Regions from separate parts of the Homo sapiens genome. Here region 2 is linked to region 1. The links are chromatin loops, found by intact Hi-C in ENCODE. Cell type or tissue: HepG2. All regions are shown on one strand. Region 1 has its middle 99 kb from the start of S1PR1-DT. Region 2 overlaps SLC30A7 (solute carrier family 30 member 7).

The links. Hi-C counts contacts between places; a loop is a spot of excess contacts. Peaks named below come from ENCODE experiments on the same cell type or tissue, not always from the same donor. Only the 100,000 strongest peaks of a DNase experiment are listed, where the experiment ranks them.
Region 2: it touches region 1 in a loop (2.9-fold over the local background); 3 of 110 quality-filtered maps call a loop at or near these places.

The regions. Positions count from the first base shown.
Region 1 is chr1:101,134,640-101,139,639 of GRCh38, reverse strand. No RefSeq gene overlaps it. Among named protein-coding and RNA genes, the nearest start is that of S1PR1-DT, 99 kb to the left of the region's middle. In HepG2, a CTCF peak has its summit at 2,628; DNase peaks (open chromatin) are centred at 1,949 and 2,759.
Region 2 is chr1:100,946,589-100,951,588 of GRCh38, reverse strand. All of the region lies in intron 8 of SLC30A7 (solute carrier family 30 member 7), which reads right to left. Among named protein-coding and RNA genes, the nearest start is that of SLC30A7, 53 kb to the right of the region's middle. RefSeq lists an enhancer at 1,764-1,813. In HepG2, no CTCF peak of the experiment used is centred here; a DNase peak (open chromatin) is centred at 1,888.

The DNA of each region.
Region 1 (5,000 bases):
CTGGAGTAAGTTATTTAACTTTGCTATGCTTTGGTTTACTCATATGTAAAATGAGGAAAATCATAATACATGCGAAGCTCATTAGATAGCGACTGGCATTTAGCAAGTGGTAAATATTAACCATTCTTTGTATTAAACTCCAGCTAAATTAATCTTCTCTTCCTCCTCCAGGTTCCCAAAGTGCTTCTAGAAACCCTATTAGGGAGGTTATCAGAATGTGCCTAATAGTTCTACTCTTGTTTTTCTTAGCCTGAGTTCCCTAGGAAACAGACCCTGAGGCATGGATTAAATGATTAAACTTTGTATGGAAGGTGCAATCCCAGGGCAGTGAGAGTGAGGGAAAAGGAAGTGAGTTTGGGAAGGATGAGAAGGAATAGAAGGTTATCATGCTAGCTACTGCTTCAAAATAAGCCACAGAGAGACTGAATCGCTTGCTATGCATATTGCTCAGCCACTCTGGAAAACTGTGGTTGGAAGGAAGAGAGGAGAGAGAACTATTATTTGTTTCCCTTCTTTGGCTCAAATTGATCCCACAGGGAGTTAATTTTCCTGTACTTCCAGATGTAATATCTGGCTGATCAGGAAGCCAAAAACCATGCCCTGTGGTGAAATGTTTCATCTGAACCCATAAATGGCAGAAGCAGCCAGAGACTCTGGGCATATGGCTGGCTACCTGGTTGCACAGTGGCAACCACCGTGGAGGGCTGATATTCTTGGAGAAGTAATTAGTTGGCTCCATTCAGCAGAACTACATGAGTAATAGAGAAAGTGTACCGCAGAGGCCTCCAAGGAGAAGCTAATGGCCTGAGAGGCAGGCAGGGCAAGGCCACTGGGATCCAAGGAGATGTATAAGTTATGTCTGATATGATATTTTCTATTTTTTAAAGATTATAAGTTGTTTTAGGACAGGACTATTTCTTTTCACCTTTGATTCCTCTGTAGCTATAATGATGCATGCCCTACCTTAGGTGAGATGTTAGGCAGAAGTGGGTGATGTGCAGCAACCCAGCCAGAGGCTGAGCAGCGGTTAGGGACAAGATCCAGTCCCCTGGAATAAAACAGACGGCTAACAATCCGGAAAATTGGACTGGGGATCAAAATAGGGTTTCACACAGGGAACTGAAATTAAAAAAAAAATAGTTATAAAAAATAAGCCAAGGTAAAATTCTTCATAGCTGGACAGTACGAACACGGCAGGGATTTTACCAATGGATGAAACTATTAATAGTATTTTTATTAATAGTGATGACAACTTATAGCTAATATTTATCAGGTATGCTAGCCATTTCTTTAAATTACATTATGTATTTTTCTCCAAACTTCTCTTAGATATTTTTATTATTTTCATTTTTACAAGTGAGGAAATCAAAAGTCCAGAAAGTTAAACAACTTGCCCATGGCCACACAGCTAATGAATAAAGAGGCTAGCACCTAACCCCAGAAAAGTCTATTTCCAGCGCATGCATCTCCAACTACTACTGAAAGTGTTACATGAAATAAGGCTTACAAAATCCTTAGCAATCACTTCTTGGGCTTTTGGCTAAGATCAAGTGCAAAATTCTTTTCAGAGTTCCATCCATACAGTAAGTACTCAATGAATTTTATCAATTCTCATTGTTAGTAACAGTAACATTGTAATAGAACTAGTGCTATTAACTGTAGCAATAGTAGTTGTAGTAGCAGCAACACAGGTATATGGAACTTAGGGTCAATGAGTAAGACCTGTTGAATGTCTTGGTTCGTAGAAGAGGACTGAGGAAAGGGAAACTGTATTGGGGAAGACTGATCCAGGTGTTATGGGGGGAGTCCAGATAGAGGAACATATAATGCAGAACCTTGCCCTTTTAACAAATGTAATTGAGCACTAACATAGAATAGAGGTTAAAAACATGGACTTTAGAATTACAAACGCCTATGTTCTGTTATTTATTAGCAATGAGACCTTGGGGGAAATTACTCAACACTTGTGAGCTTTAAGTAACTCACAACTGTACCTAGCATAGTGTCCCACATACAGTAATCATTCCTTAAATGCTTGTAGAATTAACATACTGCTTCATTTCCATACTTTTCCACCCCTCTGCAAAACAAAACAAAACGCTATCCTCAGTACCCAGTTGCTGAGTAAATGTAAATACCTAGGCAAATTCATCCCACTGAGTGTAGCTACTTTTTCAACCAATATAATTTGTCACCCATATCAACCTAACATTTCAGCAGCTTCCTGATCTGTACTAAAAAGCTGTCTTGCACAACTAAAGAAAAATGTGTGATTTGCTATTTCTGGCATCCTGATTCTATGTGGCTACAGTGAGTATTCTTGTGGTCTTCGCTGATCTGAAGCAATTTTAATTTGACGAGGAGGAGGCCATTTCTAAGAGAGTGCCTATTTTTTCCCCAAAGCAGGTCAATTTAAAAGGACAAAGTTCTCATTTTAACTTTGGTGCAATATGCATGAAAATAAACAGATATTAAAAGGAACAGGTCATCTCTTTCATTGGCAAATTTCACTGTAATATTGAATTCTATTTGTGGGGGCACAAAGAAAATAATGGTTTAATTTACAATTGAGAGAGAGAGGGAGGGAGGGGGAGACAGAGAGAGAGAGAGAAAGACCATTACTGCCACCTCTCGCTCACTTCTTCAGAACTGAGAAAATGTTGAAGAAAGTTGGCATTTGCTTGCCAAAGTTTCACACAGACAGTCTGACTTTTGTTTTTACTTCCATGACCTTTAATGGCTTTCAGTGCAGTCAGACCAACTCTGCATATATATTGACACTATGAAAACCACACAGATAAGCAGTTTTGGGTTTTCATGCTTTATTTACTTTGGAGCTTAACAATCATACACATATTTCCCTGTTAGAGGTCCCAAAAGCTTTGTTCTGATCTTGAGTTGCTTTTGTCTGTTATTCAGCGTTTGGATTGCTTTATAATTACTCTATGAATGTATGTATTTTAAACATTTTTTTTTTCTAGGAATAGTTCTATTTTGTTATTGGGTGCACTGTATTTATGTTTCCATTAACAGAAGTATGAAGAGTCCAGTTCAAGCTGAGAAACTCACACTCCACTGCCATACATCTGGGGAGATGCAAACAGACAAGGAAGGAAGGAATTTCTGCAATCACTAGAGGGACAGGTTTTGCAGCAGATCACCCTCACATCTACAGATGCTCTCTATTTCTTTTCACCCAGAGGCTTCAAATTGCCCGTTGACATCTCTGATTTTGCCAAGAGATCACGTGCTTCAGTTAGTTCCCATTCCCTTGTATCATTTAGGACAGAGTAAATTCTTCCAGAACACTAAAGAAATGAAAGTTTTGAAAAATTCGATTTTTTTTTAATGTTTTTAATTGTAGGAAAAGGTACATAAAATTTACCATTTTAACCATTTTTATGTGTACAATTCAACAGCGTTACATACATTCATGTCGTTGTGCAAATATCACCAGTATTCATCTCCAAAACCTTTGTTATCATCCCAAATAGAAACTTTGTATTCAGTAAAAAATAGCTCCTTGTTATCCCTTCCCCACACCTCCTGGAAGCCACTATTCTACTTTCTGTTTCTATGAATTTGACTATTCCAGGTACCTCAGATAAGAGGAATCACATTTGTCCTTTGTGTCTGGCTTATTTCACTTAGCATAATGTCCTCAAGGTTCATCCATGTTGTAGTAGGTATCAGAATTTTAATTTTTTGAAAGCCAAAAATATTGCATTGTATGTATGTATATACCACATTTTGCTGATTCATTTATCCATTGATTGTTCTTTGGGTCATTTCCATTTTTGGCTATTGTGAATGATACTCTTATAAACATTGGTGTACAAATATCTGTTCAGTCTTTACTTTTAATTTTTTTGTGTATAGACATACAAGTGGAATCGCTGAATAGTATGAGAATTCCATGTTAAATTTTTTGATGAATCGCCATTTTGCATTCCACAATGGCAGCACCATTTTACATTTCCAATGGCAGTGCACAAGAGTTCCTATGTCTCCACATCCTTGTCAACACTTGTTATTTTCTTTGTTTTTTAGTAGCCTTCCTAATAGATGTGAAATGCTATTTCATTGCTATATTTTAATTATTAATAAATCAAATTTCTGGCCTAAATTTCCAGATGTTCTTAAAAAAGATTTGGAAGTTACTACAGACAGTTTTATAGTAAATAAAGAATATTTTATAAGATTCTTAATGTGGTGCCATCTTATTTGAGGAAGTGAATAGTTAAACAACTATTAGCTAAATAGCTAAAGAGCCATGCAGGATACACAAATAAGGGAAATAGTCTTAAAGACATACTTTATTGAAATGCACACAACACACAATCCTAATTGGATTAGGTATTTAGAAAACGAAGACAATAGAATCTTTTCCATGTTTCTACATGGGCACTTGATAGCCAGGTACCAAGCTATGGGAAACAGGGGTTGGGGGGTAGCTCAGGGGAAAGGGAATTATACTGCACATCCAGGTGGCCATGTTCAGTTTGCAACTGAGTTTAGAAAACGGGAGAATGCTGAGGCTGAGGGAGACATTTTGGAGTCATTAGCCTATGGTGATGCCATTGGCCTGGAATTGTCAACTCTGTGCAGGCTGAGAAGGGACTCCAAAGGGCAAAATAGGATGCACAATAGTTGAGGGTAGACAGAGGAAAAGGGACAAGGAACAATTATAGAATTAAGAGAAGTGGTTCCCTGGAATCCAGGGAAAGAAAGATTTTAAAAACCAACTTGTCAAAACTGCAGACAGATTGGATAAATAAATAATGAAAACTGCCTACTGGATGTGGCACCTAAGCAGCCATGGGTAACATTCATAGAGCACTTTCAGTTGAGGGGTGGCAGGAGCCTGTAGGAGTGGGAAGAAAGTGGAGAAAGTGAACAGACCTCAGTCTTTCAAGAGGTTTAAGAATGAATAGAAGGAGAAATTCAGGATGGTGAGAAAAGCACTGTTTGTTTTGCAAACTGCAAAAGACTGGAGCTTG
Region 2 (5,000 bases), 190 kb after region 1:
GGGCAGTAGGGAGACAGTGCTAACTGAAGAAAAGAGGTGCACCTTGGAGCATTATGGGAAGTAATGCTGTGGAAAAGTTGGGTTCCATTCTTCTTCAACTACGAGACTTGGAGGGTAGTGCCTCCTTTTTCACAAGCAACATGTTAGTATAATTTGTGGATCTTCTTTGCTGAAAATTAGGAATGGATTAACTAAGATTCTATAACAAAGCTTTTTTTTCTGATTAGCATTTTTCTGTCTTTTCTGATTCCTTTAACCTGATTCCCTTTTTCGCTGTTATTTGTTGTTATTGCTTTGCTTTTTCTAAATGAGTTCTAGCTTTGTAGTAGACAAAGGGGTACTTTGTGTCAGTACCCTGACATACCCCTCCCCTGCTTCGCACCCCTTTTCCTTCTAACTGCCAGCATTTCACCTAACATCTTTCTCTAACCCCAAAGCTTGCTTTGCATATCTGCCAAGTGGAAAAAATCTGATTCACACTCCCTCACTTTTCAGCAGCTGTCTTCCAACGACTGAGGAGTTGGTCTATAAATCCCATTTCCCTTCTTCCCCTCCAGTGGGATAACTCTGAAACATGACTCCTACGCTGGCTCCCCGAGTTACTCAGCAACTTAAGCTCCTGTTGCCTATAGTGGTAACTTAATTGACACTGAACCCGATGCTGGCTCCTTCCCTTCCCTGTCTCACTTCTCCACTCCTCTACAGGTGTTTGTTAGGATCACCTCCCAGATAAACTACTTGCACTTGAATCCATGTCACAGGGGGACATGAATCATGTCTCTAGGGCAACCCAAACTAAAATAGGATTTCATCAACATAGTGAGTGCTTTTAACTAGTCGGGGTTAAAGTTATAAAAGTGACTTTGTGGGCTCTTTCAGAGAACTTTGCCTACAGTAAAGTCCTGATTTTAGGAGAAGCTGATTTTTAAAGTGTATAAAAGGACCAGCCCACAGAAAAAAATGCAAAAGCTCAGGAAAACATCAACAGTAAAAATAACCCCAGTGGACCTTGGCAAGAGGCAGTGATAGAAAACAATGTGAAAGTTTTCTGCCATCATAGAGCTGACTGGTACAGTCAAATGACATGACCAAAAACAAATCTCTGACACCCAATTTCCATTCTGGGCCCAAACTCCATGCTGACTTCCAAAGTTACATGTTTAAGTAAACCTAAATTGTGAAATAAAAACAAAGAAAAAGAACTCTTATTTAACTGATTACCTAAAATACAAAATTTTAAATAACACTGTGAGAATATATTTTTTATTGAATATCTCAAAGTAAGTTAATTGCTACTTACACTGGATGCTAACCATATTAAAATATTTAGTTGCTGAGGTATGACTGGAATTCATGTTTCCAAAGGATTAATTAAGCAAAACAACAGATTAATTTAAGGGCAGGCTATACCCAGTGGTGGAGAGTTTGAAATTAACATACAGATTAAGAGTGACCATTAAAACTAAAGAACCACTGCAGCTCCCAGCGTGATCGACGCAGAAGACGGGTGATTCCTGCATTTCCAACTGAAGTACCTGGTTCATCTCACAGGGCCTGGTTGGACAGTGGGTGCACCCTGCAGAGAGCGAGCTGAAGCAGGGTGGGGCATCACCTCACCCAGGAAGTGCAAGGGGTTGGGGGATTTCCCTTTCCTAGCCAAGGGAAGCCATGACAGACTGTACCTGGGAAAAGGGGACACTCCCACCTACATACTGCACTTTTCCCATGGTCTGAGCAACCGGCAGACCAGGAGATTCTCTCTCATGCCTGGCTTAGTGGGTCCCATACCCACAGAGCCTTGCTCACTGCTAGTGCAGCAGTCTGAGATCGACCTGCAATGCTGCAGCCTGGCTGGGGGAGGGGCATCTGTATTGCTGAGGCTTGAGTAGGTAAACAAAACAGCCAGGAAGCTCAAACTGGGAGGGGCCCACCGCAGCTCAGTAAGGCCTACTGTCTCTACAGACTCCACCTCTGTGGGCAAGGCATAGCTGAACAAAAGGCAGCAGAAACTTCTGCAGACTTAAACGTCCCTGTCTGATAGCTCTGAAGAGAGCAGTGGTTCTCCTAGCATGGTGTTTTGAGCACTGAGAACGGACAGACTGCCTCCTCAAGTGGGTTCCTGACCCCCATGAAGCCTAACTGGGAGACACCTCCCAGTAGGGGCTGACAGACACCTCACACAGGCGGGTGCCCCTCTGGGATGAAGCTTCCAGAGGAAGGATCAGGCAGCAATATTTGCTGTTCTGCAGCCTCCGCTGGTGATACCCAGAAAAACAGGGTCTGGAGTGGACCTACAGCAAACTCCAACAGACCTGAAGCTGAGGGACCTGACTGTTACAAGGAAAGCTAACAAACAGAAAGGCATAGCATCAACCTCAACAAAAAAAGACATCTACACCAAAACCCCATCATAGACCAAAGGTAGATAAAACCACAAGATGGGGAGAAACCAGAGCAGAAAAGCTGAAAATTCTAAAAACCAGAGCGCCTCTTCTCCTCCAAAGGATCGCAGCTCCTCACCAGCAACAGAACAAAGCTGGACTTAGACGAGTTGACAGAAGTAGGCTTCAGAAGATCAGTAATAACAAACTTCTCCAAGCTAAAGGAGCATGTTCTAACCCATCACGAGGAAGTTAAAAACCTTGAAAAAAGGTTAGATGAATGACTAACTAAACAGTGTAGAGAAGACCTTAAATGACCTAAGGGAGCTTAAAACCATGGCATGAGAACTTCATGACGCATGCACAAGCTTCAATAGCCAATTTGATCAAGTGGAAGAAGGGTATCAGTGATTAAAGATCAAATTAATGAAATAAAGCAAGAAGACAAGTTTAGAGAAAAAAGTAAAAAGTAACAAAGCCTCCAAGAAATACAGGACTACGTGAAAAGACTAAATCTACGTTTGACTAGTATACCTGAAAGTGACAGGAAGAATGGAACAAAGTTGGAAAACACTCTTCAGGATATTATCCAGGAGAACGTCCCCAACCTAGCAAGGCAGGCCAACATACAAATTCAGGAAATATAAAGAACACCACAAAGATAGTCCTCGACAAGACCAACCCCAAGACACACAATTGTCAGATTCGCCAAGGTTGAAATGCAGGAAAAAAATGTTAAGGGCAGCCAGAGAGAAAGGTCGGGTTACCCACAAAGAGAAGCCCATCAGACAAACAGTGGATCTCTCAGCAGAAACCCTAAAAGCCAGAAGAGAGTGGGGGCCAATATTTAAATTTCTTAAAGAAAAGAATTTTCAACCCAGAATTTCATATCCAGCCAAACTAAGCTTCATAAGCGAAGGAGAAATAAAATCTTTTACAGACAAGCAAATGTGGAGAGATTCTGTGGGCCTGCCTTACAAGAGTTCCTGAAGGAAACACTAAACATGGAAAGGAACAACCAGCACCAGCCACTGCAAAAACATGCCAAATTGTAAAGACCATCGATGCTATGAAGAAACTGCATCAATTAATGGGCAAAATAACCAGCTAACATCATAATGACAGGATCAAATTCACACATAACAATATTAACCTTAAATGTAAATGGGTTAAATGCCCCAATTAAAAGACACAGACTGGCAAACTGGATAAAGAGTCAAGACCCATCAGTGTGCTGTATTCAGGAGACCCATCTCACATGCAGAGACACATATCGGCTCAAAGTAAAGGGATGGAGGAAGATCTACCAAGCAAACGGCAAGCAAAAAAAGAGCAGGGATTGCAATCCTAGTCTCTGATAAAACAGACTTTAAAACAACAAAGATCAAAAGAGACAAAAGAAGGCCATTACATAATGGTAAAGGGATCAATTCAACAAGAAGAGCTAACTATCCTAAATATATATGGACCCAACAGAGGAGCACCCAGATTCATAAAGCAAGTCCTTAGAGACCTACAAAGAGACTTAGACTCCAACACAATAATAATGGGAGACTTTAACACCCCACTCTCAATATCAGAACAAGACAGAGGGTTAACAAGGATGTCCAGGACTTGAACTCAACTCTGCACTAAGCGAAATTAACAGACATCTACAGAACTCTCCACCCCAAATCAACAGAATATACATTCTTCTCAGCACCACATCACACTTATTCTAAAATTGACCACATAATTGGAAGTAAAGCACTCCTCAGCAAATGTAAAAGAACAGAAATCACAACAAACTCTCAGATCACAGTGCAATCAAATTAGAACTCAGGATTAAGAAACTCACTCAAAACCACACAAGTACATGGAAACTGAACAACCTGTTCCTGAATGACTACTGGGTAAATAATGAAATGAAGGCAGAAATAAAGATGTTCTTAGAAACCAATGAAAACAACGACACAATGTACCAGAATCTCTGGGACACATTTAAAGCAGTGTGCAGTGGGAAAATTATAGCACTAAAGGCTCACAAGAGAAATCTGGAAAGATCTAAAATCAATACCCTAATATCACAATTAAAATAACTAGAAAACCAAGAGCAAACAAATACAAAAGCTAGCAGAAGGCAAGAAATTCCTCTATGCAAATAAACTAGAAAATCTAGAAGAAATGGATAAATTCCTTGACACATACACCCTCCCAAGACTAAACGAGGAAGAAGTTGAATCTCTGAATAGACCAGTAACAAGCTCTGAAATTGAGGCAATAATTAACAGCCTACCAACCAAAAAAAGTCCAGGACCAGACAGATTCACAGCTGAATTCTACCAGAGGTACAAAGAAGAGCTGGTACCATTCCTTCTGAAACTATTCCAATCAATAGAAAAAGAGGGCATCCTCCCTAACTCATTTTATGAGGCCAGCATCATGCAGATACCAAAGCCCGGCAGAGACACTACAAAAAAAAGAAAATTTTGGAACAATATCTTTAATGAACATCGATGCAAAAATCCTCAATAAAATACTGGCAAACCAAATCCAGCAGCACATCAAAAAGCTTATCCACCATGATCAAGTGGGCTTCATCTCTGGGATGCAAGGCTGGTTCAACATATGCAAATCAAT